3 separate regions of the Homo sapiens genome follow, and regions 1 and 3 are each linked to region 2. The links are chromatin contacts, found by Hi-C or POLR2A ChIA-PET in ENCODE. All regions are on one chromosome and are shown on one strand. The core of a region is the stretch at or near the end of the contact, and the rest is flanking DNA. Distances in the headings are between cores, read along the strand shown.

Region 1 (2,821 bases), core at 73-2,572, 180 kb after region 2:
CTTGCTACTCCCTTGCTCAGGCCCACCCAGTGCGTGTGTGTGTATGTGTGTGTGTGGTCTCATCACACTTAGAAAACATCCAGAGTTTGGTCATGGCCTGCATGGCTCTACATGACCAGCTGGCCCTGCCTGGTTCTCTGACTGTACCTCCTGTGGCCACTGCCTTGCCCTTCTCTTGTAGCCACACTGGCCTTCTTGCTCTTGCTCCTCCACTTCAAAGATAACACACCCATCTTCTCCATTTGCTCTTTCTCCCTCTTTGTCTCCCTTATTTCTGTTCTGATCTCTCATCTTCATGATGATTTCTTCCTCTCACCCTATTTTCCAGAACTCGCCATTATGTCCTGCCTCCAGCCTGCTAGATTATTCTTCAGTGCAGAACCACTTGTTATGCTGTGTGTCGCCAGCACCTAGAGCAGTATCTGGCACAGTGGAAGTATTCAGTTAATAATGGTTGAGCCAAAGACGGAATAAACAAAGGGGAGCTACTCATAGAATATAATGTACGATGCTCTATTCTGAGACTTTAAATAGTCATCATGGAAACTGAGTAGATCTTTTGGCTTTTAAAGTTAAAGAGATCAGGAAAATAAAACTGTTGAGTTTATTTTTCCCAGCACAGACGTGGAATTTCTGAGAATTTTTTAAAAAGCAGAAGTTTCACAGACTGATTTCTCTTTTTTGAGTATCATTATCTTCTGCTTCTTTACTCTTATATTTGTGTCTTACACCATGAGAGCCTTTTCGAGTCTTTATTCTCAACTGCCCACTTGCCGGTCACTGCCATCATCCTCCCTATCTCCTCTCAAATCACTGATGACAGATTTTCAGTTATATTCAGGGTTTCTCTCTAAGAAAATAGGCAGTATACAGCAGGCTCATCATAAGAATATTCCTTTTTATACGGAGGAATCTGAGTAGGTTTTAAAATGTTTCTTGGCTGGCTTCTGGCAGTCCTCATAGGCCTTCTGGGGTTCCAGGGAGACGGATGGTGTCCCCATCTCAGCCTCACCAAGAGTATAGTATTTCTGGTTCTGTCTTATGTATTGGTAAGATTGTGTTTGTATAAAAAAATTTCTCCCTGCAAATTAAAGTCAGAACACCTATGAAATTGGAAGGGTCTCTTGGTCCTTTTCAGGGAATCATGGAAAGGCTTGGAGCAGAGTCTTGCGGCCCTGAGAATTGAAGATGGCAGGCAAAGGGCATCAGCGCTGGGCAAGTCTGATTAGTTCTGGTTCAAAGAGGCATTTAATTGTTGTCTGTGCCTTCAGGTTGCTCAGTTACAAGAGTTTCTGAGCTACTGACTTAGATTCGACTTGGCAGTGTGCACAGGTGCCCTTGGCTTTGCTGCCATCTTTCCCCTTTCAGTTCCCCTTTCTCCTTAGTGCTTTTGTTTGCAGCACAACGTTGTTACGGCAACTTTATGCTAATGATGCTGCTGCCTCTGTGCCTTTGAGGAAGGCTCATCTGATTTCTGTTAAATAAGTAGATGTCCCTTCATGACCTCAATTTCCAAGGTATTCAACATCTTCTATTAAAATGAGAACATGAACTTATCAAAGCCAAAATGTTAACAAATTTGTGAAATATTTGAACCCTATCACTGCATGTGTCTGGAAATCTCAAACAGAAGAGACTTTTAGGATCACATTTACAGTATCATCCAGATAGAAAGCAGTTTAGTGTTGAGCGAACGGACTTAACATTAAACACAGGTTGCCTAGACTCTAGACATTTTTTAAATTATATTTTTACAGAAGCAGTTGTATAATAGTGCAGTCCTTTTTAAAAATCGCGTTTCAATTTTGACTTCCACCTTAGCGTTAGCTATAAGAGATGGGGGTTGCTGTCTTATTTTCCTTGAACATTCTTTCCTATTCTAGTACCTTGAAGATTTTAAGTAAATGAAGGAGTGGATGAGCAAGTGATATGAACATATCAGTGGAAAGGAACTCCAGCCATGGGAGGAAAGCTTTGGGACTTGGTGGCTTGGCACAGGGAAAAATAAAGCATACATGCAGGAAATAGTTAGCTGCCTGGTAAGAAGAAAGACTAAGGTCAGAGCAAAAAAGTGCTGTAGATGTCCTACGAAGGGAAAACTTCCTTCTCCTGGGAAGGAATTGGTATGCTGTCATGCCCAGCATGTTGTAGGAGTCTGTAACTTTTATAAACCCCCACCTTCACATGAAGTCAATCCATTCTGTCCTGGAGTGTTTTCAGTATGGTTTAAAATGGATTTTATGGGATGTTTGGATTTACTTTATACATAGTGTTGACAAATTACATCTATACTGTAAAGTACAAAAGACTTTTTCCTAATTTAAAATTGTCTGGGCAGCTCATTCTAGAGTTCATTTCTTGCGTGTTAGAACTCCTTACATTCTTGAAGTGAAGTTTATTTTGACTGTTTACAGGAACTATCAACTAAACACTTCATGGAAGATGTGACTTATGACAGTATTCCTTACTGGGAGATTTTTGCTTTCTTTATTCTTTTTGACCTTTGGCTGTGAAAAGGATTGTACATTGTCATTTAGAAAGGCATAACAATAATGAAGTGCTATTAAGGAAATGGTAGTCATTGAAATACTTCATGAGAAAAGGAATTTAAGTGTATAATGTAATCAAATTTAAGTAGCTAATCACAAATCCCCTTTTCTTTTTAGAAAGAAACAATATCAAGGTTATATGTTACTTTCTCTTTTTTCACCCTAAATTCTAAGCCACTATTGATTATCCCTGAAATGTTAGCTTGTGAATCTGGGTAATTGTTAAAAACAGAAAAGTGCAAGCTACAAATGAGAGCCTCGGTCCTTGCTTA
Region 2 (2,880 bases), core at 198-2,697:
GCTAACACTGTGAAACCCCGTCTCTACTAAAAAAAAGAAATACAAAAAAAATTAGCCGGGCGTGGTGGCGGGCGCCTGTAGCCCCAGCTACGCGGGAGGCTGAGGCAGGAGAATGGCGTGAACCCAGGAGGCGGAGCTTGCAGTGAGCCGAGATCTCGCCACTGCACTCCAGCCTGGGCGACAGAGCGAGGCTCTGTCTCAAAAAACAACCAACCAACCAAACAAAGAAAACAACAACAACAAAAAACTGTCCTTTCTTTCAAACAAGGGAGCTACATTTGATAGATGCCTGTATCACAAGGGCAAGTCCAGCCATGAAATTAATCCCAGGATATTAGTGGAAGAGAAGACCCTGGGGCAAGATGGGGAAGGTGGTCAGGAAATGCCCTCCAGTGAAGTTAGGTAAATGCTCTCTAGAAGTAATTGTTCAGATTAAGGAAGCCAAAAGCTAAACACCTGACTCAGCCTCAAACTGGGTTTGGAGGTGCTCACAGGTCAGGATCAGGAGTGAGGAACTAGCCTCTACCACATTACCTTCACTTTATTTATCTCCTTCTTCCCCCTTTGCTTAAATGTCAACGAACATCAAAGTTGATGTTCAGATTCAACCAGCATTTCCAGAGCACCTACTATGTATCAAAGGCTTCCGGTTAGAATCTGCCTTTACCACCTTACAGAGAGGGAAGGCCGAGAATGCCTCAAGCCGTGGAGAACGTGAGTCCATCAGGCAAGGACAGGTTAGGAACCCAGTCCCTCCAAGTCCAAGTCAGGGAAAACAGGTCAGAAACTTAGAATCAGTCGTGGGTTCAAATTCCGACTCGTTTCGTGGCTTTCGGCAAGTGAGTGGTCCTCTCTGAGCTGGCTCAATTTCTCCATCCATAAAAAGGGTACAGTAAGACCGTGGAAGGTTGTAAGGACCAGAGATTCTGACTATCAAGATCCTGGCACGTAGCGAAGGCTCCATAAATGGCAGCCATCATTCTTGGCCAAGTGCGGGCGCATTCTCCCGGGCACGCCTCCCGCGGGGTCCCTCAGGACAGGCCGAGCCCGCCTCCGCGGCTCCGGTCTCGCAGAGCTCGCGCCAGGTGGCCCAGCATCTTGGTGCCCGCGCCCCGAAGCGAGGAGCGAGGGCGGGTTGGATGACCAAGGTCTGCCCTGGAGGATCACCCCCCCCGCCCCTTCCACGCTCCCGGCGCAGGTGAGGTTTTCGGCCCAGGCCACGGGGACCGCGACCTCTGGGGAGGTCGAGGCGGAGGGTGCAGCGGGGGGCTTGGAGCAGGGCTCCAGAGGGCGCTCCCTCCCTCGCCCAGGTTCACCCCAGGGCCAGCCTCGGCGCCGGGGCCCGCGGGCTGCGCGCTCTGCGGCTGCGAAAACCCGGAGAGGCGGATTGGAGCGCGCTCACCGCGCTCTCAGCCAACTCCTCCGCGGTCCGGCCGCCGAGCTGGGCATGCTCAGTGCGGACGCCGCGCCGCCGTCCGCCAACTCGGAAGCTCGCGCTCCCGGGCCGTGGGGGCGAGAACGCCGGCGGCGAGCCGGCGTCGCTCGCCGCCCCCAGACAGTGGCAAACTTCGCGGCGTTCCCGGAGCTCGTCCGGGCGAGGCAGATACCGCACAAATAAAATCAAATCCAAGTCCCCCATCCCAACCCGAATGATGGAGGCTGCGGCGGCCGGAGTGACCCCGCCGCCGCCAGCCCCAGCCCGCTAGCCGCGGACCAACAGGTAAAGTGTTGGGGGTTGGGGGCGGAAGGGAAGAGGAGCTGGGGCCGTGGGGAGGCGGCGGGCTGGAGGAGCCCGAGACGCCTGCGGGCTGGCTGCCCCCGTCGGCGCTCACAGCCATCGCTCCTCACCCCCTTCCCCAGCCCCTGGAGGGACTGTAAAGGGTTAAGTCGGCCCCACGCCACCGTGAGCACGGCCCCCTCCAGCCGCCGCGACCGCCAGCAGCGCGCCTCGGCGCCTGCCCGGAGCCGCCGAGGGGACCGTAGCTGCGGATGCGCCACTGGAACCTGGCGGGCGTCTAGGAGGCACCGGCCGCTTCCCACCGGCCGCATCCCTGCGTCTCGCGCCCCCTCCAGACCTGCCTCTGCCTGCACTGGCCCGGTCCGTGTCCAGGTGGCGGGGTCTGCGGGGCGCGTGGCGGCGGGGGAAGGGTCCCTGCCGGGGAAGAGAGGCGGGGGCGGTCCGCTCCACAGCTTCTTCCCGGGAGGGGAGGGCCACCCTCGCCTTGGGCGAGCACTTCAGCCACCAGCCTAGGCGCCAAGAAAAGTTTTTTTTTTTTTTTTTCCAGTGCCCCACCCCCACCCCCATCCTGCGCCCAGCTGGGGTGGGTTTGGGTCCATTGGTGAAAAAAGTCACACGTTCCCATCAGCTGCTCCTCCCCCTGGAGACAAGGTAGGGGGGAGCAGAGGAGGCAGGCGCCGCGGAGGACCCTGGCCGACCTCTAGTCCCTCCGCCGCCGCCACCGGAGCGGTGCGTCCCGGGGCTCGAGCGCAGCCGAGTACCCGCCGAAGGCTGTCCCCATCAGTGCGTGTCTGCTGCCGGGCAGCGGCAGCATCCAACCTGCTTTATTCCTCCTGCCTGCAGCGCCACAGCGAGCGAGCGAGCGAGGAGGGGGAGAGAGGGAGTCTGTCTGCAAAGTGCTGCTCCCTGGTGCTCAGAGGCGGCTGCTCCAGCTCCAACTCTCATTCATTTCGCCGGTTAACATGAGAGATCATGGCCGCCTTCGGGCTTCTCAGCTATGAGCAGAGACCGCTGAAGCGCCCCCGGCTCGGGCCGCCCGACGTCTACCCACAGGACCCCAAGCAGAAGGAGGTAAGGGCGCCGGCGGCCTCCCCGGCAACCGGGGCCGCGCTCTGCAGCACTGACCCGGGGCCAAGTTGGCC
Region 3 (2,700 bases), core at 155-2,654, 210 kb before region 2:
GATTTGCAAAAACCAGCACTGGGGGTAAGAGCAGGGAAGGGGATGTAGTAAAAGGGCAGTGGTCCTGCAAACTTCTAGTGCGTTTCTATCAGTGATAGCCATCAGTTTGTTTACACAGGCAGGGAAGCACATATTTTTAAAGGCTTTCCATCAAAATTTATTGAAACTGTTTTTAAAAATTTGTTAAATTTATTTCAACTTAAAGAGATAAACATATATATCTACATGGACAAACCCATGATTTCCATGTGACGCCAAGGAGAATTCCTGGGCCCCTTAGCTTGGCCTTTCTTCCTGTAACTGAAGAGACCAATGTTGCCATTCTATTTCTTTTCTTCTCAGTCCTCAGAGTTGTACTGTTTGTTCAGGAACAAATTCTATTTTGTGGAAATCCAGCTTTGAAAAATTATCACGTGCTTTATCAACCCAAGTATTAAAGGCTAATAACTTGACATTTTGATTTCTCAATAACTCTATTCAAATCTTTTTGTTTCCTTGAGTTTAAATTCTTCAGCTGTGGGTGAGTGGGTGAATCAGAGATGCTTTTGTCTGTAAGTGTTTCACTTTTAGCTACCACAGAAAAATTATATTGCTATGCTGAAAAGAAATGACCTCAGCTGGTAGTTTACAAAAAGTGGAAACCTAGCACCCCAATCAGGACATGTTCATAATGGGGGCAGGATTTACTCATCTGCATAGTAGGTACAGGATTTGTTGGAGTTATCTCCTCTGGGCTGAATATATTGTGAGCATTTCACATATCAAACACAGGGCCAGTCTGCCCACTGGTTACATCAGAAATAAAACAGTGAAGATGTACCATTGAAGCAGTAGCATATGTTTTAGTTCCAGATATCCACCACCAATTTCCAAGTAACTTTGTAACTATTCATTAGTTATAAAATAAGCACTTTCTTTCTTAGGCCTTCTTGCTATGGCACCCTTCTGTATTAAGATGATATGTAATCAAAATATGTTATACAGGAAGTCATGGAATTATCAAGGTTGAAAAACTTGAATAAAACTAGGAGATTGAGAGCTGTTTGTAGTAAAAGGTAATTCCATTGGAACTTCAAATGGACATTCTGGTCAGTTTTAATCTAGTGATATTCCCTGTAAATTAGTCTGGGTAGGTGTAATAGAATATACACATATATGATATTGTTTCACAGAATATTTGTAATGTAGGTGAAATTCACTTGGCACTCAGATAAACATACTCTGCCAGGTGCTGACTGACACACTATTGTTGCTTTATGCAGCAATACAACAGTTTTCTTTCCTGAGCTCAAAGCTACTCAAGATTTTGTTCTAGTAGGAAGAAAATGAAGTAGTCAAAATGCAACCACCTTCAACCCTCCAAAAGTGGCCTTACAGAGCTCTCATAGTGAGCAAGCAGAACCTTGCTTGCCCTGAGAGATTCTGATGAAACGGGAAATGTCATGCATGACTGTTGCTGCACTTTGAGTATTAAGAGGCGAGCCTTAAGATTACAGTTGAGAACACATCTGGTTTAAAGTGAGTCCTGCAAAAAACAAAACAAAGCACCTTCCAACTGAATCCAGCCAGAGATTACATCCCCCTTTCTTCTTGGCACACCATATAAGCAGTTTGACTGGCATTTTTTGTTTTAAGCATTTGTATTGCTTTTGGATAAAAACAGTTTACCAGCTACTCCCCAAAAGCAGGATTCTAAATATGTTTTATTGGTGAGATTCCATCAATGCTGAATTTGTGCATGTTGCTTCATGTTGCCATGGTAAAAAGGAAATTAAATTGTGATACAGTGGTGCTATAAATAAAATACCTTTCTCCTTAAGTTCACTCATTGTGTAATCAGCCCAGTATTTTCAGCATCACATGCAGCAATCAGGCTTTTCATAACACATATCATTTAAGCCAATGTAAAATTACAAGGACAGCAAGGAAGATGGACAAATTCTACACATCAGAGTGCAAGAATTGAGTCCATGTAATTCTTTTTTTTTATGCTGTCTAGAACAATGGCGCTTAGAACATGCCTTTGTATAATAAGCATGATATTGCAAGTCCCAAGGCCCCAGGCTGGTAATCTGAACAGGAGAAAGGTGTTTGAAACGTTGTGCTTTCTTCACTGATTCCTGGTGACAATTCCTGTGCATAACTGTTAATGGCCTGGCTCTCATCTCTGCCATCTGGAATACATACTTGATGTAACTTTTCTCACTGAGTTTGCAGGTATGTTGTAAAGACAAATTAGTTCATGTTTGCAGGGCGCTACCTCAGTGACTTAGTGGCAGGGTGCAGTGGGTACTGCTTCACTGGGTACTTCTATGGTTGGATTTCTTCCTATCAGACTCTCTAAAGGGAAAACGTAAAGGGGGAAGAAGGTATGACTGGGATAGTGATGTGTGCTGCCAGGGCTGCCGTAGGAGTAATTCTGGCAAGACCTAAATGGCTTCAGTCCCTGAAAAATCAGAGTGGATTTTTCTTCTCAGTGGCAGGTGTGAAGATAATGTGAACCTCCCAAGGCTTTCCAGATGGTGTTAGACTCAAACTGCTTTATGTTCTCACTTAGGTATTGGAACCTCACACTCAAATCTGTACCTTCAAATAGAAAAGTGACAGGGAGGCTTCAAAATAGTGCCTCATCTTATGGGTAGCTGGCTGCGTTCTGCAGGAACCATCAGTCTGGTGGGCTCTGGGGGGCTTGTCATGTCA

The links. Hi-C counts contacts between places; a loop is a spot of excess contacts on that map. ChIA-PET counts read pairs that join two places held with the same protein, here RNA polymerase II (POLR2A). Pooled maps may share reads with other maps.
Region 1: a pooled map shows a loop between it and region 2 (3-fold over the local background). The contact joins the enhancer-like site here to the promoter of MED12L in region 2. A Hi-C loop is called at or near these places in 1 of 168 maps with a recorded cell type or tissue (OCI-LY7), 1 of 37 single-sample maps with no recorded cell type and 5 of 50 pooled maps.
Region 3: a loop to region 2 is called in a pooled map, with 9 times the contacts of the local background. The contact joins the enhancer-like site here to the promoter of MED12L in region 2. A Hi-C loop is called at or near these places in 1 of 168 maps with a recorded cell type or tissue (prostate gland) and 8 of 50 pooled maps. POLR2A ChIA-PET finds 5 or more read pairs at or near these places in 1 of 52 experiments (activated T-cell).

Annotation. Positions count from the first base shown.
Region 1 is chr3:151,264,734-151,267,554 of GRCh38, forward strand. All of the region lies in intron 16 of MED12L (mediator complex subunit 12L), which reads left to right. The region is part of intron 1 of P2RY14 (purinergic receptor P2Y14); the gene reads right to left. Among named protein-coding and RNA genes, the nearest start is that of P2RY14, 12 kb to the right of the region's middle. Within about 2 kb of position 1,323, at least 6 of the 41 ENCODE cell types and tissues checked have a DNase peak (open chromatin) inside an H3K27ac peak, as active enhancers do.
Region 2 is chr3:151,084,217-151,087,096 of GRCh38, forward strand. MED12L (mediator complex subunit 12L) reads left to right here and starts at 1,448. Exons shown (of 45, transcript NM_001393769.1): 1 at 1,448-1,720; 2 at 2,582-2,809. The coding sequence starts at 2,711. RefSeq lists silencers at 1,100-1,469, 1,906-2,200.
Region 3 is chr3:150,874,332-150,877,031 of GRCh38, forward strand. All of the region lies in intron 10 of MINDY4B (MINDY family member 4B), which reads right to left. Among named protein-coding and RNA genes, the nearest start is that of MINDY4B, 30 kb to the right of the region's middle. RefSeq lists a silencer at 1,445-1,494. Within about 2 kb of position 1,405, at least 2 of the 41 ENCODE cell types and tissues checked have a DNase peak (open chromatin) inside an H3K27ac peak, as active enhancers do.